Regions from separate parts of the Homo sapiens genome. Here region 2 is linked to region 1. The links are chromatin loops, found by intact Hi-C in ENCODE. Cell type or tissue: K562. All regions are shown on one strand. Links, peaks and the distances in the headings refer to the core of each region. The heading gives the core; the rest is flanking DNA.

The links. Hi-C counts contacts between places; a loop is a spot of excess contacts. Peaks named below come from ENCODE experiments on the same cell type or tissue, not always from the same donor. Only the 100,000 strongest peaks of a DNase experiment are listed, where the experiment ranks them.
Region 2: it touches region 1 in a loop (3-fold over the local background); 9 of 110 quality-filtered maps call a loop at or near these places.

The regions. Positions count from the first base shown.
Region 1 is chr14:59,568,862-59,584,439 of GRCh38, forward strand. It overlaps CCDC175 (coiled-coil domain containing 175), which reads right to left and starts at 7,951. Exons shown (of 20, transcript NM_001164399.2): 1 at 7,758-7,951; 2 at 6,082-6,167; 3 at 3,841-3,952. The coding sequence starts at 7,914. In K562, for the core only: a CTCF peak has its summit at 7,993 (motif pointing left); a DNase peak (open chromatin) is centred at 7,970; H3K4me3 peaks cover 380 bases; H3K27me3 peaks cover 519 bases.
Region 2 is chr14:59,020,958-59,036,535 of GRCh38, forward strand. No RefSeq gene overlaps it. Among named protein-coding and RNA genes, the nearest start is that of DAAM1, 160 kb to the right of the region's middle. RefSeq lists a silencer at 7,775-7,824. In K562, for the core only: a CTCF peak has its summit at 7,810 (motif pointing right); a DNase peak (open chromatin) is centred at 7,804.

The sequences.
Region 1 (15,578 bases), core at 3,643-11,642:
AATTAGTTTCAGTTAGCAGCAGCCAACATCATAATCCACCCCATATTTGCTCTCCCTTGACCTTGCTTTGGTCTCCTTATCCCATCCTCCTCTTTGGATTATACTCCCTAATAAAATAATAATGCAAAAGCCATTGCCTCAGGCTCTGCTTTTTGGGGGAACCCAATGTATTAAAGAAATAATTATTCATCCATAAATAATAAGTCAGTGTAATCACGTATGACTTCAAAGGATTATCTCAGTGCATGACAGATGGTCAATATGCATGAATTTTTGAACACTGCTGTTTAGGAAGGTGCTGGACTACTCATTTCTACACAGCAAACTCCCTAGAAACTAGCTGGTAGCTCTCCTGAGAGAGCTAGGACATTTTTTTTCTAGGCTACTAGTTAAATTGCTTGTTGCAGCAGGCTTTCTCAAACTTTGTGTCTCAAATATGCACATACATCATCTGGAGATCTTCTTAAAATGCAGCTTCTGATACAGTGGGTCTAGGGTGGGCCCAGAGATTCTGTATTTTCTCACAAGCTCTTACATGTTGCTTATGCTGCTGAACCAAAGACCACACTTTGAGTAGCAAGGACTTACGACATAAGGCCAACTAACTAAATTTGCATGGTTAAGCATTTAGCATGTATCAAGGACCTTATAAGCTATTATGGTATTTTCCCCCTTCTAAAATATGTTTTTCTGATTATAAAAGCAACCCAATCTAGAAACTAAAGAACAGCAAACAAAGAAAAAGAAAAACACTCTTAATTCTACCTTTGGTGTAGATTCTTCTAAATCTGATTTTCTTTCCCTGCATGTATAGTTTGTTGTATTTTCCCTGGCAAACTAGACTAACACCAAGCATATTTTTTTAAACCCACTCTATCAGTCAGGGTCCAATTAGGAGATAGAAATCTCACAGTAAATTGAAAAGGGAAAGTTTAATAGAATAAACAGAGGATTAGAGTAATTAGAGTATTAGGGAATGGGTGGTAAGAAGTGAAGAGAACTTGAAAGCATTCAGAAATAGCAGACCTAAGGAGTAGCCACCATCCCTAGGGCTGAGATACGGTGCTCAAGGAAACAGCACCTGGAGACCTGGGAGCTAGGCCTCATTAGAGAGGCTGCGTCTCATTAGATCGTAAAGAAGTTCATGAAATGCTGGGCTGATGGAACTTGCTGGAAATCTGCTCTCTGGGGGTGTTAGGGGTACCTGCCCACAGAGAGGTGCCATGCTTCAGAACTCACTACAAAACTACCCAAGGGGGTGCCAGAGAAGCTCTTCATGCAGAGGTGCCTCATTGGTGGCTGAAGCTACTCAAGGGGTACTGGTGGAAGCTGCTGGGCACTGTGGACTGCTGGATGCTGCAGGACCATGGCCTGGAGAAGTTGCACACACTGCAAGAGTCAGCCAAGCTGAGCACACTGGAATCAGGAAGAGAACCCCTTCCTCCTCCATATCCCTCCTATGCCCTCTGCTGACAAAGCTGAACATTGTGCCAGCTGGTAAAGGGGAAAATTTACAGGGTCCAGCTTCCTTATCACAAAGTAGAGGCAATAAATGGCTAACTGGAAAATCTACCTTTTTTTTTTTACTTATTAAGACCACTCTTTTTAGGTTGGGCTCTCTGGGAAACAGATTATAAAATGTGTGTGTAGAGCATTTATTGGGTAGTGCTCTGAGGAACATCTCTTTGGAGGAAATAAAAAGCTGGGCAGAGGAGGAGGTTAAACTGTGATGAGCTTTGGAGCTATGATGATGCTCTGGAGTTGTTCTACATTGAGGCAAGGGAGCCAGACCTTTATACCCTCATAGTGACCAATCATGAATGCGGGTGGCAGGCACTGGGGAGAGAACATAACTTGGAATTAAGCCTCTCTCTTTTGTTTTTGTTTGTTTTTGTTTTGAGATGAAGTCTCGCTCTGTCACCCAAGCTGGACTGCAGTGGCGCAATCTTGGCTCACTGCAACCTCTGCCTCCCGGGTTCAAGCAATTCTGCCTCAGCCTCCTGAGTAGCGGGGACTACAGGCATGCGCCACCACGCCTGGCTAATTGTTTTTTGTATTTTTAGTAGAGATGGGGTTTCACTATGTTGGCCAGGCTGGTCTCAAACTCCTGACCTTGTGATCCACCTGCCTCAGCCTCCCAAAGTGCTGGGATTACAGGCGTGAGCCACCTTGCCTGGCCCCTTCTCTCTTTTGTTGAAGGTAATTCCTGGAGAAGAACTCAGCCAACAACATTCCTGGCTTCTGGAGAAATAAAGTTTGACCCTTACCCCAAATATGAAATTTACCTAAAAAAAAAAAAAAAAAAAGAGATCGAAGACCTAAACATAAGAGCTTAAACTGTAACACTCTTAGAAGAAAACATAGGGAAAGCCTTCATGGCATTGAATTTGGGAATGATTTCTTGACTGCATCAAAATTTAAAACTTTTGTGCTTCAAATGTCACTATCAACAGAGTGAAAAGGCAACCCATGGAATGGGAAAAAAATTTGCAAATCATATATCTAATCAGTGGTTAACATTCAGAATACATAAAGAACTCCTACAACTCAACAACAACAAAAAAGAACCTGATTAAAAGATGGATAAAGGACCTGAGTAGACATTTCTCCAAAGAAGATGTACCAAATGGCCAATGAGCAGACAAAAAGAAGCTCAACATCTCTAATCACTGGGGAAATGCAAATCAAATCACAATAAGATACCACTTCACAGCCATTTGGATAACAACCAGATAAAACAAAAACAAAAAAATCTGGAAAATAACAAGTATTGGCAAAGATGTAGAGATACTGGAACCCTTGTGCATTGTTGGTGGAAACACAAAATGGTGCAGCCACTGTTGAAAACAGCAAGGCAGATCTCCAAAATATTGAATATATGACTCTGTAAGATCTGACCCCAGTAAAAAAAAAAATTGAATGTACAATACAATCTAGCAATTCTGCTTATGCATAAATATACAAAAAAAATTGAAAGCAGGCACTTGGATACAGGTGGAGTATCCCTAATCCAAAAATCTGAAAACTGAAATGCTCCAAAGAACATTTCCTTTGAGCATAATTTTGGAAATGCTCCAAAACCCCAAACCTTTTGAGCACCTACATTATGATCAAAGGAAATGCTCAATGAAGCATTTCAGATTTATGGATTAAGGATGTTCAACTGGAAAGTATAATGTAAATATTCCAAATTCAAAAAAAAAATCAGAAATTGGAAACACTTCTAGTCACAACTGTTTTGGATAAGGGATGCTCAACCTGCATTTGGATACCATGTTCATAACAGCATTATTCACAACAGCTAAAAGATGGGAGCAACCCAACTGACAATTTGCAGATGAATGGATAAGGAAATGTGATAGATACCAACAATGGAATATTATTCAGCCTTAAAAAGAAAGGCAGTTCTGACACATACAACAGTATGAATGAACCTTGAGGATATTATGCTAAGTGAAGGAAGCCGGTCATGAGGACAAATACTGTATGATATTACTTATATGAGGTACCCAGAGTAGCCAAAACTCAGAGACAGAAAGTAGAATGATGGTTTAGGCCAGCCAAGTTGCCTAATTTAATTGGATAAATACCAATTTGGAATGGGCTGATCCATTTATCTATAGTCTATTTAGAAACCAAATTATATAAATTCAAGTGTTATATATACTATTTCCACTTAAAATATAAAAGAAAATTATTACGGACCTTACTGTGTTTGTGTCATGTATGCTTTCTAGCTCTATCTTACATGAGCAATAACTATGAAACTTATCTTGTTGAAAGTACTTCATTCTGTTATAAGATCAACTAAATTTCTAGAGTTGATAACCTCAAAAGTACCTTCCAATTCCCTCTTAATGCTATTGGGAAGAGTTTCCAATAGATAGTATAGTTTGTTGAGTTCCATGCTTTCAATCTCCAAAAGATCGATTGTGGCTTTTCTCATTTCTTCCTGAAAATTTAAATTACATTTTTAAAAAGTTAAGACACTAAAATAGTAAGATTGATTTCCTAAACAATGCCCTACAAATGTTTTCAGGGGTCAAAATATAATTTCACTAAATATCTTCTGCCATTATTTTTATTTGGAACAGAAACTGGGAAAAGTATCTACAATCACTATTTAAGGTGTCTGTTAGTTTATCTCTTAATTTCTATTGATTTTATTCTACTGAGAAATTATCTTTTCTTTATGAGTATCTGTTTCTTATATGCAGTTTCAATCCATTTAAAAGGAAAGACTAACAAAAATAGTAATATTGAGAAAGAAAGCTACTTATTAAAATATGGAAATTGCCTATAAAAATATGCTTAGGTATAAAAAAAATGGTTTTCTCATACACACCTACAAACCCAAACAAGTAGGTAAAGCTGTTATTATTACTTTTAGCTGAGGCTACTTTAAGAAAGGAAACACTGCTAAGAAATCAGTTGGTGGGAAAAAATAGATAAATCATCTTTTAAATAAACTGTCATAATAGCTATAGCTATTTTATGACCTGAGAAACTGCCATTATATTTTATGAATTATAAAAAGCAGACTATATAATTACATATATAGCATCATCACTTTTCTGTAAAAAATGAAATTCAATGCAGTTATCACCTATACCCTGAAAATAGAAAGTATATTCATCAGCATTAATAGTGATTATTTTAATGTGGTCCTTTTGCTTATCTATTTTTTCTTAATTTTTCAAAGTCAACATGTATTACTTTTAAAAATAAAAGGATTGATCTGGTTTTTTGTTTTTTTGTTTTTTTTTTTTTTGAGATGGAATCTCACTCTGTTGACCAGTCTGGAGTGCAGTGGGTCAATCTCAGCTCACTGTAACCTCTGCCTCCTGGTTTCAAGCAATTCTCCTACAAGCCTCCCAAGTAGCTAGGATTACAGGCTCCCGCCACCTTGCCAGGCTAATTTTTGTATTTTTAGTAGAGATGGAGTTTCACCATGTCTCGGCCAGGCTAGTCTCAGACTCCTGACCTCAAGTGATCCACCCATCCTGGCCTCCCGGAGTGCTGGGATTACAGGCGTGAGCCACCATACCCAGCCTGATCTCTGTTGTTTAAGAGATTTCACGGCTCAGATATTAAATGAATACAGACTAGATACTTTAACCACAATAAATATTTTGGCCTCTTAAAATCCTAGCGAAAGACATAACTGAAAGAAAGAACCAAGCAGGGAAAAATGTTTTCACAGCACCACAGAGCTGCACAACACACATGATCCCTCAGTGTTTACGTGTACCTACTCAAGTAGGATTGTAAAGTATGATTATGTAGTATAGATATATATATGTGTATAATTATATAAAATATAAAGTAGTAAGAGTTTTATCAGCAGTCTGTGGATTCAAACTCATTTACAGCCATATTTCAACATTTTTAGCAATTTGATATGTAGTAAATTCTTATCCAATATTTTTAAATAAAATGGAGAGCCTTCACTACTCTGACTGTGCCAAGGAAGCATTGTCAATGTGATCCTTGGCCGAACAGAGATGTCTGTGACACCTCAGAAGGAAATTCTTTAAATATTTCTTCAACATGTCTTTGATAGGGGCCAGTTAAGTGTAATTGAAAGAGTTTCTCTTTGTTTTCACTAACAGTACCGTCTACTTCAGTGGAACATATGTCAAATAATCTTTGACCAGTTATGCAAGGAATTGCTTACAGAGAACTGAGTTAATTAGCACCATGCTTGCAATTTATTCCAGAGATTGTGTGTTTGTTTGTTTTAAGCAATGCTTATATATTGGTGTCCCAAGCATTTGCCCATGTGGTCCACCTCTTAACTGAACCGTATTATCACCCACATTGCTTTCTCTAAATGAGCTTGCCCTCATCCACAGCCATAAGCCCATAATTTAGTTTTCTTCATGGAAAATCAAGTAACAATCCACAGTTGATCAATAATTGTGCAAATCCTTACAAAATTGAGAGAAAAATATTTTTAAGTTCAGGGTAACTATATTCCCTAGTCATCTACTTAATACTTTGAACAGAATTGGTGCGAAATGAAAGTTTGAAGAAATATGTGGAAGATTGAAGAAATGGTTCTTATAGATAATACAATACCAATTTCTTAACAGCTACAGCAATGTCCTTAAGAAAGATCTTAGCTTCTTCATTACATTTAAAATAGTCACTTTGCAGTGATTGTTCTGAAAAAAAAATTAGAAAATAAAGATCTCTTATTTATCTATCCAAATCCTACTTAACCTTTTATGATCTAGCTCAAATGCTTACTCGGCTGGAAGTTACATCTTCAGTCTCTGAATTTTTATTGTACATTACACTAATCTCTTTTGTACTTATTTCCTATTCCATAATGTTATAATTTAGGTATATATTTTATGCTCCTTGAGGACAAATGTGCTGGAGATTTACATATTAATATTTTATAACTCAGGGCAAGAGGGTGTAATGATTTTTTTTTCCTATGAAATATGTTCTGAGTGTCTAGACATTAACAGAAAAATGTATTTGTACATAAGTACTAGGGTTGCATTGGCATGCCGATCTAGAGATCAAGTATGAAAAGAGTTCAAGGTTCTAGGTCTGTCATTGACAGTGACCTCAGATACATGTGAATAATTTAGGTCTTAATAACTTTAGGTCTCCTCAGTGGGTAACATTCCTTTTTTTTTTTTTTTTTTTTTTGAGACGGAGTCTCGCTCTGTCGCGCAGGCTGGAGTGCAGTGGCACCATCTCGGCTCACCACAACCTCTGCCTTCTGAGTTCAACGGATTCTCCTGCCTCAGCCTCCCGAGTAGCTGGGATTACAGACGTGCGTCACCACGCCCGGCTAATTTTTGTATTTTTAGTAGAGACGGGGTTTCACCATGTTGGCCAGGCTGGTCTCAAACTCCTGACCTCAGGTATCCACCCGCCTCGGCCTCCCAAAGTGCTGGGATTACAGACATGAGCCACCGCGCCCGGCCAACATTCTTCATGATAACATTTACCCAAGCATATTTGCTAAGAATTGTGAAATTAACCTAGCGCATTTAAGAAGGAAAATAAAAACTATCCCAAATTAATAGTAACATTGTAACATAAATCAATACGATTATCTTGAAGAAATGGGATGATTCTAGTGAAGCACTGAAATGTTTTGTTGTTTGGCCTAAACGGTTTTTGCACCGAACAAGAAACACCCTTTCTTGGATTGTCTTACCTTAAGCTTAAGTGACTTGATTACAGGTTCAGCTTTCTAACTGAAAAATACTTTAACCTGGCCCTATCCAAGGTCATTTTCTATTAGAATCTCCTAAACAACCCTTTACATCTAATTTTTCTTGCTCAACACAACAGAAGCCTCTTAAACACTCCCTTTCCTATTTGCTTGTTAAATTCTCCAGTTTGCCACGGCAAAATGTCGGAGGAAGTTAACTTGTAAAGGAACGGCAAGAAGAGAACTGAAATCGAAGGCATAATCTAAATGCAGGTGTGTAATCAGGTCGCAGGCATAGGGCAGTGGCTTGGGAGTCCCGGATTTGTCACCTCAGTAATTTAACTACTACTGAGGGTTGAGCGAAGTCACCTCAGCTGCGCTAGGGCAGGAGATCTGGGCACTTGGTCCCACCCGCCACCTCTCTCTCCCCAGCCTCCAAGGAGCGGGGAGAAGGCTCTGCCCTGCCCAGTGATGCCCTGGTTCCGGGAGGAGAGTCCCCGCTCAGGGTTCCCGCTGAGTGCCTCCTAAGCGCCACCTCTGAGGAGACGTCCCTTCCAGCGCCCGAGGGGCGTCTTACCCACAACAAACAGCTGCTCCAGCGCCTCGACCGCGACCGAGGAGCCCAGGGTGGAGGGTAAGGTGCATAACTCCAGGGAGGGGCCAGTGGAGACGGCAGCCGCCTGCACCAGCTTCTCGCCAGCGCCCAGCCCTGGGGTCCAGGGGCTCAGGGCCATTTTGCCGCTCTACTTGAGCGCCTCCTAAGCCAGAGCCAAGGATTGCCGGTTGCCACGGGCAACGAGGACACCGAGGTCGTGGGGCGCCCCCTCGTGGCCCGCACCTCTAGTAGGTACCCTCCTGGTTCTCTAATTTTATCCACGATAATTAAGCAGTCTGGGAAGAATGACTCTCTCTTTAGCTAATTTTTCCCCTTTCAATTTCCATTGCGTTAGTTCAGGCCTGTATCTTTTTTGTGGGCCACTGGAATCATAATAATGATCACTTTTGAGCGCATCTTTGTGCCGGATACTGCAGGAGAACCTTTATATACAGTAGCTCACTTAATCTTCACAAGGACTTTGTGAGCAGGCTCTTTTAGTACCTCCACTTTTACAGACACGTAAACTGAGGCGCGGGCGACTAAATGAACGGCTCAAGACCACAAGAGGATAATATTGGATTTAAAGTGACGTCTGGGCCGGGCGAGGTGGCTCACGCCTGTAGTCCCAGCACTTTGGGAGGCCAAGGCGGGAGGATCACCTGTGGTCATGAATTCAAAACCAGCCTAATCAACATGGTGAAACCCCATCTCTACTAAAAATACAAAAATTAGCCGGGCGTGGTGGCGCGTGCCTGTAGTCCCAGCTACTCAGGAGGCTGAGGCAGGACAATCGCTTGAACCCGGGAGGAAAAGGTTATAGTGAACCGAGATCTCGCCATTGCACTCCAGCCTGGGCGACAAGAGCTAAACTCCATCTCAAAATAATAAAATAAAATAATAAAGTGAAGTCTGTATGACTCTTTCTACTATGCTACAAAACCTTCTTTTGTACTAATTTAGAACTTTCCTTGTATCTAGTACATCACTGAGCACATTTTGCCTTGAATCATAGTGATTTTTCTCTGTCTTCCCATCGAACTGTGAGCTCTGTGATGACGGGGACAGGAGGATATTATTCATTTTTCTCTGCATCTCCAAAATTCAGCTTAGCATGAGGCTTAGGTTGAGTCTGTCAGTTCCTTTTCCTCTGGTGGGTTAGAGAGAAGCAAAGGTGATTCAACCCTCCTCTTCTTTTCTCTACAGATGGCAAAATTGAAATTAGAATGATAGTAACAATGACAATAGCTATCAATTGTTAAATGCTTATTTTGTTCCAGGCACTGTTTTAAATACTTTGCAGTACCCCATTTAACCCTCACAAATAATCTTTTGAGCTAGGTATTATTGCCTGCTTTGCAAGTGAGGGCACTGAGCTACATCCTAAACCACTGTGCAACACTGCCTTGGAGGGGACACAGCATACCAGTAGCAGAACTAGTTCTAGAATCCAGGCCTCCTTCATCCAGGGAGTGCCATATTTTGGTGTTGGAAACCATCCTGGACAACATCCTCCTTTTTTGCTGGATTTGGTCTATTGGTATTCAAATCTGTTCCTGCCCTTCTGGGCCCTCCTCTGTGTGGCAGGAGTAAGAAGACTGGATATGAAATTTCCTGGATGTCCTTGCCACCTGTTTTCTTGGTAAGTTCCACTAATGGGAAACACTTGAGGGAGATTAGAAGGCCGAGAAATCATGCATTTCTGCCTCCAGAAGTGGTAGTTTCAGGCTACAGTTGACTGTAGGTCCCAGCAGTTTTGGTGGCTCTAGAAGTGGCAGGAGTAGGAGCCAAGTGACTCCAGCAGTCTCCAGCTGCTCAGCACTATATGTGAGCTTGTGCGTACAGTACAGGTGTTATGGCAGCTCTGATGTCTGGGGTCTTCTTTATCTTCTTACCCTTTGGCTTCTATACCCCTTGTAACAAATTCCTTGTGATATACTTCTCTCTTCTGGAAATATCTAGACTGGACTACTTCAAGGCAACCCTTAAGCTGTCACCAGAAGACTCTTCTTACATATCGCATCATTTGGATCACATTGCTCTCCATTATCTATGAATAAAGGCTAATCTTAAGGGGGCATTTTGTGTCCTCCCCACTTACTGGATTTGTTACAGATTTTCTTACATTTCTCTATTTCCCTTCATGTCTCTAATACTTTCTTTTTCCCTGAACTTTGTGAGAAAGTTACATGTACATACACATACATATGTATAAAGTGGGAAAAGCAAGTTGAAAAAGAAACGTACAGTATTCAATTAATATTTAATTTTTATAAATTAAATATTTTGTGAGAGATGATCAGCTTCTAACTTGTCTCATGGTTCCTTTTATATGGGATGCCCTGTACAAAATTCAACCACAATTTTTCAAAGGAAACTTTATAAATTCTGAAATAGAAATCTAGGCAAACAACATGAATCATCACTTAATAAAAGAAAAAAAATTCCGAGAAACATACGGAAAGAACATTTACCCTCATTAGCATTCAAAGAAAAATAATACTCTCATTTTCTCATAATATTAAGATTAAAAAGAATAATACTTCAAAGTATTGACACTGGGAATATGCATACTATCTGAAGGACAATTTGGAAATTTGTGTAAGGAGCCTTGACATACAGTAATTCTTCTAAGAATTGTTCTTAAAGAAATAATCACAGGTTTGTCCATGGGCATAGGTATGAACTTGTTTATTGCAGTCCTGTTTTAAATACTGAAAAATAGCCCAAATGATCTACAGTAGGACACTGTTGTTAAGTAATTTATGGGACATCCATGCAGTGGAACAATCTAGAAGGCAATCCGCCATGTGGTTAAGAGCTTGGGTTCTGGTGGATTTAAATGCGTTCCACTACTGATTGGATGGAGTATCTCCTGAGACAGCCTCCCAGCTCATGCTGCCAGTGTCTCAGCTCTAAAGGGGTGGTGACGGTGATAGGAGTTCTCAGTTCATAGGATTGTTCAAAGGATTAAATTAAGTGAGCACATGGTAGATACTTAAAAAACACTAATGATAAAGTAATAATAGGGTACCTATTAAGAATAATGGGTAGAAATTTACATGTACATACACATACATATGTATAAAGTGGGAAAAGCAAGTTGAAAAAGAAATGTACAGTATTCAATTAATATTTAATTTTTACAAGTCCATATATCTATAGAGATGTATATAGGTATATCTCTATAAACATATGCATAGAAAATGGTCTGAGAAGAATTGTTCACTAAAATGTTACCTGTAGTTATTCCTGGTTAGTGAAATTATAGATGTAATAGGTAAAATAATGCCTCCTCAAAATGTCCACATCCTAATCCCTGAGACTTGTGAATATATTAGGTTACCTGGTAAGGGGTAATTAAGGTTGTAGAGGAAACTAAGATTGTTAATCAGTAAACTCCGAGATGAGGAAAGTAGCCTAGATTGTCCAGGTGGGCCCAATGTAATCACAAGAGTTGTTTTTTTTGTTGTTGTTTTTTGTTTTTTTTTTGAGACGGAGTCTCACTCTTGTCACCCAGGCTGGAGTGCAGTGGCGCCATCTTGGCTCCCTGCAACCTCCGCCTCCTGGGTTCAAGTGATTCTCCTGCCTCAGCCTCCTGAGTAGCTAGGATTACAGGCACCCGCCACCACGCCCAGCTAATTTTTGTATTTTTAGTAGAGATGGGGTTTCCCTGTGTTTCCCAGGCTGGTCTTGAACTCCTGACCTTAGGTGATCCGTCTGCCTTGGCCTCCCAAAGTGCTGGGATTACAGGCATGAACCACTGCGCCTGGCCACAAGAGTTCTTATAACTGAAAGGTGGAGGCAGGAGAGTCAATATCAAAGTCAGAGAAAGATTTGAAGATGCTAAGCCGCTAGTTTTGAAGATGGAGGAAGGGGACCATGAACCAAGGAATGCAGGTGGTCTCTGGAAACTAGAAAAGGCAAGGAAACAGATTCTCCCTTAGACCCTCCAGAGAGAATTCAGCCTTGCTGACATCTTGATTTTCACTAAGAAAGACTCATTTTGAACTTCTGACCTCCAAAATGGTAAAACAATACATTTAAGTATTGTTTTACTTTTAAATTTGCTTTACTTAAAACAATAAATTTGTATTGTTTTAAGCCACTAAGTTTGTGGTAATTTGTAACAGCAGCCATAGGAAACTTTAGAAATAATGGACACATAAAAAAAGATTTCTCAGCCTTCACTACTTACAGCTGGTGTGCACTTGGCCAAAATGCATGTCCTTTTCTCATGTATTTTTACTTTGGTAACACAAACAGATACATTTATCTTTCAGGCAGTATTTTAAAGAGGACTTTTGCTGAACAGCCAGTATGACATTGAGAATCCTCCAGTCTGGTGCTGACATAGATTTTTAGTTATCATAAAGCAAGTTTGTTTCTGTTTAGCCCTTGCTGCTGTTAGAGCCAGGGAAAGAACCCAACTGATCCTTGGAGTTTGGCCCCTAACTTGCACAGGAATGAATACGATCATATGTTCTGGCAGGTTTGCAGTCTCTGTATGTGAGGTCTATATCGTATTTGATGATAACATTGCTTTTACAGCATCTTTGCATAAATCTAGTATCTCTAGGCAAAGTCTAAACTCCTTGGGCCTAGACCCTGAGTTAGATCAAGGCAAGGTTCCATTCTTGGTAGTTGGGTCAAACATCTCACATATAGAAAGTGGTTGCCTGTTTCACTGCTTTGTGCATGTTATCATTTCATCATCAAGCTTGTTGCCTCATGGTCACAGATGGCTGCTGCAGCCCCAGACATCCCACCCTTGTGCAAAGGCAGGGAGAAGTGGAAAGGAGCCACATGTAGAAGCTCTTCTTCCTTTTCCTCAAGGAAGAAAATCTGCTCAGAGTCCCATACACTTCCTTTTATGTCTCAGCGGCTAGAGCTGGATCCCAAGGCCACCCATGAAAAAGCGGTTAGAGGCAGGGCGCGGTGGCTCACGCCTGTAATCCCGGCACTTTGGGAGGCCGAGGCGGGTGGAGCACGAGGTCAGGAGATCGAGACCATCCTGGCTAACACAGTGAAACCCCGTCTCTACTAAAAGTACAAAAAATTAGCCAGGCGTGGTAACGGGCGCCTGTAGTCCCAGCTACTCGGGAGGCTGAGGCAGGAGAATGGCGTGAACCCGGAAGGCGGAGCTTGCAGTGAGCCGAGATCGCGCCACTGCACTCCAGCCTGGGCGACAGAGCAAGACTCCTTCTCAAAAAAAAAAAAAAAAAAAAAAAAAAAAAAAAAAAAAGAAAAGAAAGAAAGAAAAGAAAGAAAGAAAAAAAGAAAAAGAGGTTAGGACAGTGAGAATCTGAATTTCTAGCCTCCCTGGGGAGGCAGTGGGAGAGAAGAGGGTTCAGAAGAGCTGGAGGTTTTTCCACAGGATGTCAGCCATACATATGTTGTCCAAACTATTATTTATGAACCCTGACATCAGTCCCTTGTGATGCTGGGTGACTTACCTAGCTGGCTGGGTGAATCCTTCTTAGGGGCTGCAAAGGCTTCGTCCTCCCACATTGTGTACTAGTAAGATTTCCCCAGTTTAAGCCTTCAAGTTCGCTTTCCTCCTCGATGGTCTGCAAGAGGTTTATATATTCAACAAAGATTTCCTATCCCTTGGGATTCTCACAGCTTCTAAAGTGTCTGTCTTGTGGTCAGGCTATAATTCTCATCTACAGTGACTCCAGCATATGGGTATTTTTGTGGTAAAATGGCAGGAAGATTATGTTCCCCAGGTAGTGCCAGATTGTTAGAGAAGCAAACAGATGGATTGGTGCCTCTGATGGAGTTATGCCAAACAAGGAAAGCAGGGCATCTCTGAAGAAGAACAGACCATGTCGGTGTTTGTAACAACTGACTAAGAGGATCCCTTTTCCATTTTCTTTCTTTGTTTTTATCTATCTCCAGCAATTTCTTGGGGCTAAACAGGTTTGGGACATATATTGGTTGCGTTATTTGCTAGAGGTTTTAGACTGGCTTAGACTCAAGCCTCCATTCTTCATCTGTACAATGGGATTTTTACATATTGGGATTATGAAGATTAAGCAGAATAAAGATGTGCTTACCGCAGAGCACAGGCTAAGTATTTTTCATCTTTTCCTCCTACCAATGGAAAATAAAAAGCATTTCTTCTGAAATAGAAATGCGACTCTCCTTTCTGCCATCCCTAGGCTTCCTTAAGTCTCTTGGTCGTTCAATCCTTAGTGAAAATTTCTGTAATTAAATCAACCGTCACTGTCACAGAGGTGGGAAATTGGTTTTATTTCCATGCCATTGTCACTGGATGGCGTGTTTGTTGTGTGCCTACTGTGTGCTGTGTCCCGAGCATGTATTATACAAAAGAGACCTATAGGTGGCGCCAGGGGAGGCCCCGCTGAGGAAGAGAGAGGCAAGAGAAAGAGGATGAGGCCTGCCTGGCCAACATGGCGAAACCCCGTCTCTACTAAAAATTCAAAAATTAGCCGGGCGCGGTGGCGTGCGCCTGTAACCCCAGCTACTCGGGAGGCTGAGGCAGGAGAATGGCTTGAACCTGGGAGATCGCGCCATGGCACTCCAACCTAGGCAACAAGAGCGAAACGCTGTCTCAAAAAAAAAAAAAAAAAAAAAAAGGAGGAAGTAGAAATCCGGAGCTGCCAGCTGCTTCCCTTCACATGATCCTCTTTCTAGAGCCCTCCCCATTCCAGGGACTACGAGCTTGGGCAGTGCTGTTTTCCCTAGAGGTTCACTTTCTGTTAATCCGGTCGGCATGTGTGGGGCTTTCTTACATACCAAATAGTCTAATCAGTCATTTGACTAAACACGTGGATGAGATTTGTCCCCTGTTCCTAAGAAGACGGCCTTGAAGGTGGGAAAAGGGAGGATTTTGAAGCACACTTGAGAACCAGGTGCAATTCCCTATGAGAAGTGCGGTACCGTAACTACTGCTCACAACTGCAAGGCATTTTACAGTTTTACAAAATGTACTTGCTTCCATGACTTTATCACAACTCTCTGGGGTGATTATTATCATTATCCTATTTTTTGAAAATTACACTTAGATGAGCGATTCAATAACCTTGAGGTTAACACCCCAATCGTAGAATTGAACAGTGGCATGGAAGGACTTCCGACTCCAGGTTGGAGCACTGCCTGCTCTGCCAGAGCTGTTCTGTGGCCCTACAACCAGGGCAGGGAGTTGGTGCTGGGTTGAGGAGGGCACTCCGCATTCTACAGGATGTTAGCAGAGCCATGGAGGTGTGGCCAGTGAGCGTTAGGTGCTTGGAGAGGAAAAGCAGAAGCCCAGCCAGAAACTTGGGTAGTGACTTCATTGTGAGGAGCCTGAATTCCAAACTGAGGAGTTGGATTTTATGCTGCAGATAATATTGCTGTGAATATGGTGCTGATGAACAGATCAGGCTGCTCCCTGCTGGTAGCTGCTTGGTAATAAATCAGTTTATTTCTGCCTAAGGTAACATTTTATGGTAGGATAGGATATCACTTCACAGGCATTATGATTTTTTTCAAGTGAGAATTTGCAGAGTAATTAGAAACTAAATTAGGCCTGAAACAACCAATGCCATATTTAGCAAAGGTACCTTATTTCATTTTATCATTGTTATCTTAAATTACGTTTCAGGGGCCATCTTTGTAGCAATGATTATTTTTTTAAATGCTCATTTAGCATTTTCACAGACAATTCCAACACTGTGATCTTTAAGTAGCAATATTCTTATTTTCCTTATTTTTGTTCTTATTTTTAAAAAGTGTATTTGATGATTCATCTCAAGATGATTCAGTAAGATTGTTGGAGTAGCTAAACTCTACATATGA
Region 2 (15,578 bases), core at 4,359-12,358, 550 kb before region 1:
TGGCTTGAAGACCAGGGGCTGGAGTCACCTGAATGCTCATATGTCTGGTAGTAATGCTGTCAGTTGAGACTTCTGAAGGCCCAGTCTGCAGAACACCCACACATGGCCTCTCCATGTGATCTGGGTTTCCTCACCACATCATCCCTGAATTTCAAGGGTGAACATCCCAGGAGAGAGAACCAGGTAAAAGAAACTCTCATGACCTTACCTTGGAAGAAGGCAGTGTTGCTTTCACCAGATCCTATTCATTTAGGCAGACAGTCAAAACATCAACCCAATTTCAAGGGGAGGAGAAACAGACTCCCTGCTTGTTGAGTGGTGCCATGTGGGACCAGGAATATTTCTGTAGCCTTCTTTGAAAATATAATCTCATATTGGCACATAATGAGATACAAAAAATTGACATAAGTTTGATTTTAAGATGAGATATTGGCTAGGTATTATTAATCATTCTATTTATAGCTTGGCCACCTAGCTTCAAATATGTCATAGTTTAATGATAACATGGCTTTGTGGTCATAAGTCAGCTTTTTCTGGTGTGAGAAGGTTCTGGGTTCCTGGAGTATAATCTGAATTTATAGTAGAAATTTGAGAGTTAGGTCATAATCACAGCCTTTTATTTTGGAAAATTTATTTGAAATAGCATTAAAATGAGAAATATTACAGATATATTCTTAAGCAAAGGTAAAAATAGGATTACCTGAATAGATGGATACATTTTGCTCAGGTGTTGCCCAGGGGTCTTTCTGTTGAAGCAAAGTGAAGCAAGCAGTGTGGTTACTGTAACCACAAACATCTTCCTAGAAACCAATTGTTTTATCCTATTTTGTTTCTCCATTGGACTTCTAGACTTCTGAAAGAATAAAGAAAAATTTCCTCCAGTTCTTGAGGTAAAGGAGAAGTCTCTGCCTCTACTATCTGGACAACTGGAACTCTCTCTCTTTAATCTCTTGAATGAGAAGGGGTGCCGTCTTCCAGGCTCTGGGGTTATGCCCATCCTTCCACTGCATGATTGAGAAAGGTGCAAGGAGAGCCTTTTGTTTGAGTCCTTTAAAAGCTAGAATGTCCACAAGGAAAGAGCTACTGGACCTGGAGACCACACAAATGAAGTAACCTGAGATTTAAAAAAAATATATTTATGTTCTGAAGCCAGAGATATATGCTTCAAGTACTTGTTTAATTGGTAGGTTAGGGGATGTTCTAAGGCTTTCATTCATTCATTGAATGAGCATTTACTGAAAACCTACTAAATGTTGCATACCATGCTAAATATTCAAAATAGGAACGAGAACAAAAGAAACAAGTTTCCCCCTCTCACAGACCTTACAGACATTAGAGATAATTTGTATGAAGATTCTGTTAGTTGTAGGGTTTAGAGCAGCCACAGGGTGGCACAAGTTGGCATTGGAGCTGGGCAGAATTAGGATCAGCAGGTCGGTTAGAATACGCAGCCATCAGTGACTGCTTAGATGGGGATGTGCCCCCTCAAATGACACCAGAAAACAAATGAGATTTTGTGTGGTCAGCATCTAGAGACTGGCAGGAATTGGACTTTGGACCTGGAATAGAAGCCGTGTCTCAGGACTTGGAATGGTCCTTTCCAGAATGAAGAAGGACACTGTGATTACTTGCAGTTGGTCATTGAGATGCAGGCAGATCTTGAGCTACAGAAGAGATGACACCACTCCATGTACAAAAGAGTGGGAGACAGAGGGAGATGGAAACTGTAGCCCAGTGTTGAGACCTTCTATGTCCCCTATGTCACTTTCTTGTCCAAAGTGAAGTGAAGGACCCCCATAGTCCCAAAGCTTGCCATAGGATACCAAAGCTTCTTAAGTCTCACTTTGAAGTCCATCTCCTCTATAGTGATGAATGTGTTTCAGAGTGGATCAGATGAAACACATGTGGCTTTCATTGAGTCTCCAGATAAATGAAGTGACCCACTAAATCCATTCGAAAGTTTATTATCTTTTATAGCATCACTAAATGAAATATCATAGGCACCAAAAGTATTGATTTCATTAAGATAATTGACAAAATTTGTCATGATCTCCTTGTGGATAAGCTTGAGAAACTGGATAATTACGTGGCAAAATCTTGAGATACAAAAAAATGTATCTCAAGAATACTGATAAATTAATCAACGCTAATCTGGACCAAGGTTTCTCAAACTTGAGTAATCTGTGGGTCCCTTTCAAAGGAAAAATATTCTCATGAATTTCACCAATATTGATTTGTTTTTATTGTAATAGTATTGAAATATTTAGACCCAACCCTAGAAATAAGTTCTTTATACTTGCAAGTTTTTTTAAATCAAAACAAATACATGAATCAAATAAAAACATAGTTTAAGTGAATAGTATTAATTTAACATGGCAGATAATATTGTTTGCTGACAGTAAATCAACTGGTGCTGAATTTAACATTAAAATGATGAGGGTTTATGTCAGATTCTACGCCCTGCAGCATTTTGGCTTCTCTTTCTAATACAGAAAAGACTTGCTCACATAGATATGCTACACAAAATGAAACTTCAAACTTCAAAAATTTGTTTGATAGTTTAGGTTAGTTAGTTGGACCTTATAGTTTATCAAAATCCTATAAACAAGAAATTTTTACATAAAAATTTTAGTTAATTAGTGAAGATTAATGTTAAGGCTAGTATTTTTAGAAAAGTGAAATCTGCATCAAGTGAGAATTTACTCCATTTATTTCTCGATATGGAAGCAGAATTTCTTTATATTTATTATAATATTTCCTGCCAAATTGATACTATAGAAGAAAGATATTTTTGGAACTAAGTGTTCAATCAACATCAGCATTCATTGAGCGTCTTTCTCAAACTACTATGTGCTCTGTGAATATAGATCTCATTACATTTCCCTATTTCAGCTTCTGGAAACCTTTCTTTTTTGTGGGCTGCCATGAAATTATTTGGCTTTCACACAGTACAAACACAGTGGCAGGCACAAATATAAACTTGGACAATGAGAAGGAAGTAGCAATCTCAGTTTAAGACAATTGCCAGATGATAAAGAATATGCTCATATTATCTTTAAAGATTATCATTTAGTGTAAACCCATATTTAAAATCCTGGCTCCAAATTCTCAGTCCAGAGTGAATAACTATCATTATTGTTTTGTTGCTATTTACTTATTTAAAACATTTGGTTGGCAACATAGCCAAAAGAAAGGGGCTGTTGCTGGAACAAGGATTCAGTCTTTTTAGTCTGATGCTGACTAGCCAGCTCATATTGGGTACTCTGTACTTGAGTTTTCCTATCCACAAATGAAGTTGAAACCTTCTAGAATTGCTGGGTGAGACACAGGACTTTAAATTTTAATTCAGTGGATGTCTATTATATAAAATTCCTGAAGTAAGTCTTATGGCATTATATGCCAGTGCTCTGAAAACCAAACAATGCTGCACATATCTTAGATATTATTTTAATGTGAGCCAATTTGAAGAAAACTAATTTCTCAACAATAAAAAAACCCAACTACCTCAGAAATACAACATTAACTCATGGCCCCTGCGAAATTTTCTTTATTATTCTACCACACTATAGTGATTAGTCTCAAATGAGATTTTCTGCAGCTGAGAAAAGATTTTGAGTGCAGATTCTTTACCTGGAATCCATGGATAGGCTTCGGGCAGTATTAGCCTCTGAATATGCCTGCAATATTTGCAGTGTGTGCATGTGTATTTGTGTATGCATGCACACACATCTAAAGGGAAAATCTTTAGATTTGATCAAAATCATGATGGTGTGTAAAGAATCAAAAACTATATGAGCCACTGTTTGGGGATGAAATTCTTAACTCTTAGTTCCAGTTGAGAATTAACACTTTACTTTGACCTGAAACTCAGCTGTTTTACGGAGTCATTTTTCTGGGAATGGTGTCCATGGTATTATGGTACTTAGTCTCCTGATCATGGTACGAAGTATTGATTGATTTAATATGGGCAGTTTGTTCTTTCTGCATCGCTATCAAAGATAAATTGGGACTATAAGTTGAACAATGATATACCTTGCAACCATTGAGCTAATGTTGTTGAATTGTGTTACTTAATTTGGAATTATAGCCGAAAATAGGTGATGCTCCATAAACATGTGCTTGATCTTTATAGATGAAACAAACTCAAGCCACAGGGCATCTTTTTAGTTAAGTGAATATGAGTCAGTATTTATCTGGAGACCAACAGGATTTCAGCTGGATCTGGCCTTCAGTTATTTTATTTTATGTTATGTATGGTGAGATCATAGATCCTAACTGTACACTTTAGTTTTGACAACAGCTTACACCTGTATGACCCATACGCCTGTCAAGATACAGAACATGACCGTGATTCCAGACAGTTCCTTTGCTTCTTTTCTCAGGAATCTTCTCTCTCAAGACTGATCTGGTTTCTTTCATTGCTAGCTAATCCTTTAATTATTGTAGAATTTTGTTCTAGTTTCTTATTTAGAAAATCAATTGTTATATTGGCATAGATTACTTTTTTTCAGTTTGTGCTGCCTAGAGTCTTAAAGATCTTTGGAGGTGGCTGGGGAGCCACTACCAGAGGATTGGAAGAAGGGGTGAAAGAGGATCTCAGATATTTTAGACACTTTCCCAACCCCTCCTTCAAGTGGAGTAGTTCCCTCTCTGAACTCTTTTATAAACTGGAATTCCATGTGGGGTTTGGTTTTAAAAGGGGGCTCTACCAGGTGCCTATGAATAGTGGATTGGATAAAGAAAATGTGGCACATATACACCATGGAATACAACTCAGCCATAACAAAGAATGATATCATATCCTTTGCAGCAACATAAATGCAGCTGGAGGCCATTATTCTAAGTGAATTAACACAGAAACAGAAAACCAAATACCACACGTTCCCACTTCTAAGAGAGAGCTAAACATTGGGTAGACATAGACACAAAGATGCGAACAATAAACACTGAGGATTCCAAAAAGCAGGGAGGGAGGAAGGGGAACACGTGTTGAAAACCTGCCCATTGGGTACTATGTTCACTACTTGTGTGTCAAGAACATTAGAAGCCCAAACCTCAGCATCATTCAGTAGACCCATGTAACGAACCTATACAAATACTTCCTAAATCAACAAATTTTAAATAAAAAGGTGTTCTACTTATTTTAAAAATTTATCTGACATAGGTCATTGTGCCAAAAACAACTACAATGTTTCAGTTAAACTATTATATAATCTGACTCTTGAAATGACAGTTAAGACTTCCTAAGATCCAAGGGAGGAAGTAATGGTTGGCAGCTGTGCAGAATGAAGGCTAATGAAATGAGGTGGCCCCACATTGAAGCCAGCAGCAACAGGACTTGGGAAAGCAATTCCTCAGTGGGGGTAGCCTTCCCTGAATGTGTCTTTGAAGTCACGTAGAGGAATTTGTTAATGATGCTCGTGCATTTTCTGCTATGTTTTCTCTATTTCTCTTGTAAGGTGACCATTTTGACTGTTTCAGGTCAATCTTGTGCCTTAAAATCAACTGGACTCAGGAACTGGCCAGAATCACTTACGAAAATATCTAAGTTTGGAATTGTCCTATTTTCTCCCCCAAATGCAAGTTCATTGTTTTGTGAATTACAACCTAAGGTCTATCTGTGCTAGGAGGTTTTGCTTTAATAGTAGAAACTGTAAATTATATACACTACAAATGTTCTCATATTTTCTGTCTTCTCATTATGGAAGACATTATGCCAATTACTCAAGGATCTAGAACCAGAAATACCATTTGATCCAGCAATCTCATTACTGGGCATATACCCAAAGGAGTATGAATCATTCTACTATAAAGACATATGTTTATTGCAGCATTATTTACAATAGCAAACACATGGAACCAACCCAAATGCCCATTAATGATAGACTGGATAAAGGAAGTGTGGTACATATACATCATGGAATACTATGCAGCCATAAAAAGGAATGAGATCATGTTCTTTGCAGGGACATGGATGAAGCTGGAAGCCATCATCTTCAGCAAACTAACACAGGAACAGAAAGCCAAACACCGCATGTTCTCACCATAAGTGGGAGCTGAACATTGAGAACACATGGACAGAGTGGGAAACAACACACACCAGGGCCTTTTGAGGAGTAGGGGGTGAGGGGAGGGAACGTAGAGGACAGGTCAATAGGTGCAGCAAACCACCGTGGCACACGTATACCTATGTAACAAACCTGCACGTTCTGCACATGTATCATGGTTTTTTTGTTTTAGAAGAAATAAAGAAAAAAAAGTTCTCATATTTAAGATAGGTCAATAGAAGAAACTATCTTTAGAATACAATTTATTTTTCTGAATTATCTGCTACTAGCTAAGTTTTATAAAGGGCCCATTAGAGAAGCATCTTTGTTGGTTGGTTGTTTTGATGCTGTATTCCTTTATTTCCCCCCAAAAAAGGGCATACATAATAATATTTTATATTTATATCTTGATTTACAGTGTGTAAAATGTCACATCGGTTTGTCATAACAACCCTGCAAAATATGTATTATAATGTCTATTTTAAAGATGAATAAAGTGAGATGCTGTGAGGTTGAGTGACCTGGTCACAAAGGTAGAGAGCACTAGAGGTCATACTCGTCCTAATATCTAAATCATTAGTATAGGCCGGGGGCGGTGGCTCATGCCTGTAATCCCAGCACTTTGGGAAGCTGAGACAGGCAGATCACCTGAGGTCAGGAGTTCAAGACCAGCCTGGCCAACATGGCAAAAACCCATCTCTACCAAAAAATACAAAAATTAGCCAGACGTGGTGGCGGGCACCCATAATCACAGTCACTCGGGAAGCTGAAGCATGAGAGCCACTTGAAGCAGGGAGGCAGAGGCTACAGAGAGCCGAAATCGCGCCACTGCATTATAGCCTGGGTGACAGAGTGAACTCTGTCTCAAAATAATAATAATAAATTAATTAATTAAAATAAATAAATCACTAGTATATGTCATATATCCAGGACCTAGTATCATTTACCTGCATTCTTTAAAAAGTACTGATGTGTTAAAAGACAATGAGTAGATAACTGTTCTTAATGCTAGACCTCAGTCTTACCCCACTTACTATTGTCTTGCAATGAAATTAAAATATTTAAAAATTTTAAAAGAATGTTTCCATGCAGAAAGGAGACAAAATCATTCCTCAAAACTTGAGAAAGTTCCAGGCAAAGGGAAATGATTAATTTCTCTTAAAGCAGATCAGGTCTTTCATCTTGGCAAATTACTCTGAATTAGAAGTCTTCCCTAGATTGTAGATCAAACTTAACAAGGCTCGCTGAACTAAGAAAAGGCATATTTGACTGCATGGTGAGAAAAGTAAAAAATAAAAGACAAAGGCTCCTGCGAAAAATCTCCCTGCAAATGCCTGTAATACACACAGTGAACAAGCCAAGCTTTGCTAACACATGTGCCCAGCCTGATCATTGGCGCCTGATGAAGTGGCATATTATAAGCGAGGATTGAGAATATAATTTTTAAACAAATAATCACTTAACTGAATGCACCATTACTTAGAATATACACTTCCTATCAAAGAAGAAAGAGCATTTAGTCACACATGAGGAGCACCAATGCTGGAAGGGAATAGAGTCTAGCAGAGCATAACATTGCAATCCTGGGGGCAAATTGGAGCCATAAATCTGGATGAGTCACTGAGGGCCTGAATTCCTACAGCTATCACAGATGAGGGTAAAGAGGAGAATAAACAGCAGAGAAAACAGATGACAAAGGGTGAGACTGGGCAGCTGGACAAAAGGCTGCACACGTTGTTAGGACCCCGGGAAGCCACAGGAGGGCAGCAGAAGCAAGTGGCACAGACGTAAGTTACAGAGCGTCCTTTCAGGAAGGGTGCATTTTAAAACATATCAATCTGTCACAGAATCTAGACTTCAAACCGCTGGAAGTTAGTGGAGTATTTCTTAATGGCTCTTATGCCATTAAACTGAACCCAAAACAATGTTTATATGCAATCTAAAGATTCAAAGGATTAGGTAGGAGAAGTGAGTCTGGTGAAGGGATTTTCTGAGCAGGGAAGACAGAAGGTGCATTCTTCCTTTCATTATTTTCTCATTGTCTGCCATCATGGGTAGAGTATTCATGGACCAGTAACTAAGAATTCAGGACAGAGGCTGTGGCCTTTCTTAGAAGTAGTGGCAAGCAGGCAGCTAAAGATATGCTAACAACCTCAATCAGAATGTAGAATGAATGAAAAGTGTATCTGAGGAAATTGACAATTGATTGACGAGACTCCTTAATTGCTCATTAAAATTATACCTGGGGAGCTACAATGAGGGTCCCTCCAGAAAGGACCCTCTTAGCCACTTCTTGTGCTCCCATGAGTTTTTAATAATTGTATGAATAAAAGAGCATAGATTTTTGCTTAATCACATTTCTTTTCAAAAAGGAAAGTGAGAATCTATTACTGAAAAAGAAAATACCATTCCAGCATGCCATCTAAGTAGTGCCCAAAACAGACCTGTCATTATGTTAAGAGCTAATTTTGACCTATGGATGAACTTCTTTACTTCAATTTAAGGATAGAAAGCTCAACTTTTAAGGATATGGGTGAATCTGCCCTATAATGTTGGGACAGTGAGTAGGAAAATACTTATTTTGTTCAGGGAATGTATTCTTTTCACCCTTTCCCCTTGAGGCTTGAATTTGCTTTTTCATCTTTATAAAAATCTGATAAATTATCAAAATAAAATAGGCATTAACCAAGAATTCCCTTTCTAGGAAATGATTCCAAAAATTAATCAGATGCAAAAAGTGATGTATGTTCAAGGATGTTTTGAGGAATGGATGTCCTATTTACGTTTGAGAAAATGGAAAATAACCTCACATTTTTATAATAATAATAACAATAACAAATCTTTATTGAATATTAACTTTGTACCAGATCCTACTAAGCCCTCTTACTTGTTTCTCACAACAAGCCTAGCAGGTAGGTGTTATTACTATACCCATTTTGGAGATGAGAAAGCCATGCCTCCAAAAGGTTAAGCAACTTGCTGAAGGTCACACATCTAATACAAATTGGAGTGGGGATTTTGGTTCCAGAACCCATAGATTTAACATCTATATTATATATCTTCTTTTTATATAACAGAATGATTAAATATATTTGGGTACATCCTCATAATAGGATATTTTCCAAAATTAAACATCGTGATTTTTGAAAAATAGTAATGCAAAATGAAAAACAATATAATGTTAAGTGAATAAATCAGGATACAAAATAGTAGGTGCAGTATGATTTCAATTGCGTAAGATTCAAAAGAAAAATACATGTGAACATGTTCAAAGTGAACATGTTTCTGGATGGTATATTGAAATTCTTGTCTTTTCATCTTTTCGTATTTTCTAGTTCTTTATATGAGCATACTTTGCTTCTATAATTATGAAGTTATTGTGTAGCAGATGCACAGTGAAGAGAACTTTTGCATTTTTATTCTGTAAGAAAATTTGACATAATGAATGCTGTAGTTTGGATATGGTTTGTTTGTCCCCACCAAATCTCTTGTTTGAATTTGATCCTCAATGTTGGAGGTGGGGCACAATGGAAGGTGTTTGGGTCAGGGGGTGAATCCCTCATGAACAGATTAATGCCCTCCCTCTGGGGCGAGTGAGTTCTCACTCTATTAGTTTCCATGACAGCTGGTTGTTGAAAAGAGCCTGGCACCTCACCTCTCTCTCTCTTGCTTCCTTTCTCTGCAAACCTGTGATCTCTGCACAAGTCAGTTTCCCTTCACCTTCCACCATGAGTAGAAACAGCCTGAGGCCTTCACCAGATGCAGATGCCCAATCTCAAACTTTTTCAGCCATCAGGACTGTGAGCCAAATAGTCCCTTTTTATTTACAAATTACCCATCCTCGGATATTCCTGCACAGCAATACAAAATGGACCAAGACAATGAACTTGACAGTTGCTTAGGAATTTGTAGGCAAATTTGCATGAGTCCAAACATTTGGTGGGAGGTGAGGAACAAGAATCTGACTCCTATCAGTAATTCATAGCTACTGAAACTTGTTGGGGAGAATTATGGTGGCTTAACTAAGTAGCAGTAAAATGTGATTGAGGCCCGTAAATAAAATCACCATGAGGGTGGAAAAGAGCTGGGGTTAGCGGTTGACCCCTGCAATTGTGAACCTTCCCATAGAGACAGTATGTCCCAGTTAGGATGCCTTTGCCTATGAATGACACAATACCCAGCTAAAATTGGCATAGGTAATAAGTATATTACTTTCCATGAGAAGCTCAGAGGCACAGTGGTTCCAGATTTGGTTCAGCAAACTAATATGCGCAATGAAGCCAGATCCTTCCAGTCTTTTCTCTCACCATTCTCAGCATGTTGACAACCTCTCCCCTCATTGTCTCATAATGGTGGCAGTAGTTCCAGGCATCACTTGGAGATTTGACCACATTCAATGTGTATGGAAAGTTGTTTTTCCTCCCATGCATTTCTTCTTACTAAGAAAAACCTTTTCCTGAAGCCCCTGATATATTTCCCATTGTTCTCTATCAGGTAGGATTATATACTAGCAAGAGAGTAGGAAAGGGGAATGGCTTTTGGGTAGGCAACATCCATTATCTGCACAAGTTGTTCTGGGTGATGCAGGGAATAGTAGAACTTCACCTGGTCCTTCAGGTGAAGGAGCTGTGTATTCAAGCATTGTAAATTGGGAGCCCCAGACAGATTTGACATGGAGCACCTTGGATGCATGTAGCAATGACTGGGAATGGGAATCAGGGACCAACCTCCTGAATGAGATAAAGGTCAATCATCCTGAGACTTCCGGGTATTACAGGAGAGAAGGCGCTGGTGGGATTCAAGTGATTTAATGGGCACATTTAAAGGAAATGTGGGATGGGCGTGGTGGCTCATGCCTGTAATCCCAGCACTTTGAGAGGCCAAGGTGGGTGGATTGCTTGAGCTCAGGAGTTCGAGACCAGCCTGGACAATATGGTGAAACCCCATCTCTAGAAAAAATACAAAAATTAGCCAGGTGGAGTGGTGCATAACTGTTGTCTCAGCTACTCGAGAGGCAGAGGTGGGAGGATCGCTTGAACCTGGGAGGCAGAGGTTGCAGTGAGCCAAGATCACTCCACTGCACTCCAGCGGGCAATAGAAGGAAACCTTGAAAAGAAAAAAGAAAAGAAAAGAAAAGAAAAAAAGAAAAGAGAAAAGAAAAGAAAAAGAAAAGGAAAAGAAAAATGTGACCATACATCATGCTGGTAAATGGGATGTTGAGATTACATTTTGATAGAAGAATGAAATTATCTAAGAGGACATGTTAGCAAGATAATATGGTAAGATAAACATTTTATATGAAATAAAAAAATAATAATTTGATTGGTAAATAAGGCAAAGAAAGCTAAAAGATTTTTTAAAAAACAAGCTGAAACAATACCAGCAAATGCATACATGAAGAATAAAAAATAATTTGGCTAAAAGAAAATGTTAGAAGAATAAAAAGGATCAAATATAGTGATACACAAAGTCAATTAAATGTATACATTTGACACATTAAAAAAAAAAAAAAAATAGAAGAAACATTCCCCAAAATCTTGGGACTCATATAACTTTAGTTCATTACCCTTCGTGTTGTGGTAATTAGAGAAGGCCAGCAAACATTTTTTTAAAAAATTTCTTACATAAGTCTGAAACCTAAGAAAGGATGTCCCCATAGCCTCTTGCTGAAGTTGGTTGTCTCTGGGCTTTTATATTTTTACCGTTCTGGAAAAAACTGCCAACTTTGGCCCAGCTCCAACTGTTCTTCCTTGCTGGCCCCAGTGGAAATGTGGTCACTGCCTTATTCCTGCTCAGGCAGACCAACCAGTCCACATTCAGTTCTTGCTATTTTAATAAAGCCATCATTTTTCAACAGAAAATTCATAATTGAGCAAATCATATGCAAATCACATCCACACCTGGGGAATTCTGTTTAGTCCACAAAGGACAGCTACCCAATTTGCAAGCACAGCATCTAAATAAGGCTAAATCAAGAGTAATGGCACATGTCAAATTCCCAAATGATATGGTCATCTTCTCCCTGTGTTTCTTCTAGGACAACAGCACTCTGTAAATTTTTGAGGCTTAGCAACTCTGCTTTATTTTTAACTTTTCTTTGTTCAGTCTCCCCATATTAACCCCTTGCAAAAGCTTCTGTGGCCACACAATAATAGCAGATGCTGCTGTTGAGTGCAGGTTCAATCCTCTGTTTGAGTCCTAGATAGGTAATGAGTTATAGTTATTCCTGATAATGGATATTTTCTAAACTCTTAGCCTTGAAACTTATAACCTTTAAATAAATATTAAGTGAAAGTAATACTTCTGTTACATAATATGTTAATTTTAAAAATTAGGAAATACAGATAATTATGAAGAAAAAATCAAAACCATTTTGTTAACATATTGAGATAGGACTTTTTTGGCTTTGTAATGTTGTGTGTGGAGGCACACTTTCATTTACTGTTTCAACATTCAACAGATATTCATTTTGTGTGTTCCAAGCACTAGAAACTAGGTGTAAGGAATATAGCGCTGAAAAAAAGCCTCTTTTCGCAGGGAGCTTACTTTCTAGATTCTCTTCACAAAAATGGAATCATTCCATACCTACAATTCTAAAGCCTGCTTTTATTCCATTTAAAGTATATTGCATGCATTATTATGCTAAGTATAGATCTATGCAGTATTTTCAAATGACTGCTTAATAGTTCAGCATTTGCTCCATTATGAATCTAATTCCTTAATAATAAAGTTTCCAATGTGTTCTGTTATTATATTTATATTTTATGTTTATATTTTATGTTTATTTACTTATATAAACTTCACACTCCAGTGTTCTGTTTTGTTTTGTTTTTGAGACAGGGTCCTGCTCTGTCACCCAGGCTGGAGTGCAGTGGCAATATCGCAGCTTACTGCAGCCTCGAACTCCAGGGCTCAAATGATCCTCCCACCTCAGCCTCCTGAGTAATTGGAACCACAGGCGCATGCCACCATGCCTGGCTAATTTTGTTTATTTTTTGTAGAGACAAGGTCTCACTGTGTTCCCCAGGTTGGTCTGTAACTCCTGGAATCAAGTGGTCCTCCCACCTCAGCCTCCCAAAGTGCTCGGATTACAAGCATGAGCCACCGCGCCTGGCCCGTACTCCAGTGTTTTGAGTCCTAGCTCATATACTCCTTTCCAAGTGAATATGTAGATCTACTTTACCATTATCTTTGTATTTCCTTGCATGGATAGTCCATTTTTAAAAAGCAGCTCCCAATTAATTGTTATCATAAACAGCAACAAATATCCTTGTGCATGTACTTACACACATTTATGTGAATGTTCATTCCTTTATTTAAACACTTTAAAATTGAAATACATGCTTGGTATAAAAATTGTAAGTACAGAAGTGTATTAAATGAAAAGTATAAGCTACATCCTATCCTTTCTTCCTACTCCCAGTTCAACTCCTTGGAAGTAAACCACAGATATTCTCTGTACATTTATTTTTCATATGAATTTCTTCCACAGATCCCATATGTGCTACCTAGTGTGTTTGATCATATAGCATCCATGCCTTCTCTCCTTCGAAACTGCACCCTGATTTTCAAGAATACCTATTCTTCCTGCACTAAATCTGCTCCAACTACTCCAGCTCCCTTATTCTTCGCACAGGTTAAAACAAATTAAAACTATTCCAGCTTGTGGGCCTGTTCACTTGCTGCTTCCATGGCCTTGAAAGCTTATCCTCAGATCCCCTTAGCTCCCTCTCTGAACATTTTAGGTTTTTGCTCAGTTTTTATCTTGTCAGTGCAGTATTCCATTACAACCCCATTTACCCCATTTAAAATGGCAGCCCCAGCCCCACGCCTCCCATCTCCCTTCTTGGTTCCACTTTTCTCTAGAGCATTATTCGTCATCTGACATTCTGTTTTCCTTATCTGCACATTTGTTTATTATTTGAATTCACCCATTAGAATGTAAGCTTCATGAGGGTAGGAATTTTTGTCTCTTTTGTCCACTGTTATATTGTTCATGCTAGAACAGTTATTACAATATAATAAATAGGTGCTTAATGAATATTTAATAGATGAATAAATAGCAGTGAAGGGCACACATAAGTTGAGGGCTATTTAGACATTAGTTTGAGTCTCAGCTTCACTAAGGCTATAATGATAGCTCTGTGATCTTGGACACATTTCTTAATTTATCTAAGCTTCCATTTCTTCATCTGTAACAGAGGGTATTCAATTTAATTGTTTCATAGGGTGTTATGATTATCAACAGAGGTTCCATCAAGAAAAATGTTTAGGGCAGTACCTGGCACATAGCAAGCACTCAACAAAGCATTTCTTCCCCTTCCCCTCCTCCTCCTCCTCCTCCTTCTTCATCTCCTCCTGCTCCTCCTCCTCCTGCTCCTCCTCTTCTTCTTCCTCTTCTCCTCCTCCCTCCTCCCCCCTCCTCCCCCTCCTCCCCCTCTTCTCCTCCTCCTTCTTCTTCCTCCTCTTTCTCCATTTTGTTATTATTATTACAAGATAAATAGCATAATCATGTTATTTTTTTTCCTTAGAGTTCCAAATTTTTGCATAGCACACAAAGCATGTGGAACCTTTCATGTGCAACAAGCTTGACTCATGTCACCCTCCAGTGTATCCTAGCATTGCAATGCAGGTAACACTGCCAAATCAAAAGTGTCCTTCTGCTTTGCTCCACCAGAGTAATTTGCTACTAGGGCAGTCATTTGAATATGGGGACACTGTAGCCTCCTTCTACATGGTAGGGAATAGCCATAAAGATTGGTCCAAGTTTAGAGTTGCTCATGTTAATGAAAACCTGGAACCTGGGACAGCGCCAGCATTTCTATACTAGTATGTAAAGACATACCTGAGACTGGGAAAAAAGAGGTTTAATGGAATTACAGTTACACATGGCTGGGGAGGCCTCACAATCATGGCAGAAGGCAAGGAAGAGCAAGTCATGTCTTACATGGATGGCAGCAGGCAAAGAGAGAGAGCCTGTGCAGGAAAACTACCATTTTTAAAACGATCAGATCTCATGAGACTTATTCACCACCAATAGAACAGTATGGGAGAATAATTTAATTATCTCCCACTGGGTCCCTCCCACAACACGTGGTAATTATGGTAGTACAATTCAAGATGAGATTTGGGTAGAGACACAGAGCCAAACCATATCAGTTTCCTCGACTGTTTAGTGATACACTCTTTTAGTTATATATACTCAAAATATATAACTATCCCATTCCTAGTTCACAGCAGCAAAGGACAAATTAGCAAAAGAAGAAACTCACTTAGTTTCTTGAAATTCAAGAAAAGAGGAAATGACCCATTCGTGTTTCTCACAGACTAATTCCCAGAAACTACTAGCCAAGACTCAGGCTCCAAGTTTAGGCATTACCATATTTTTCATTCACTCAACAAAGTTTTTTAAATAAACTCTATGGGGAAGTTACCATAAAATATGCCATGAAGACTCTTTCTGCCTAAAGATAATTGTTACTAGTTATAAAAGTCATAAAAGCTGTTTATTGAGAAATTATTGTTTCAGGC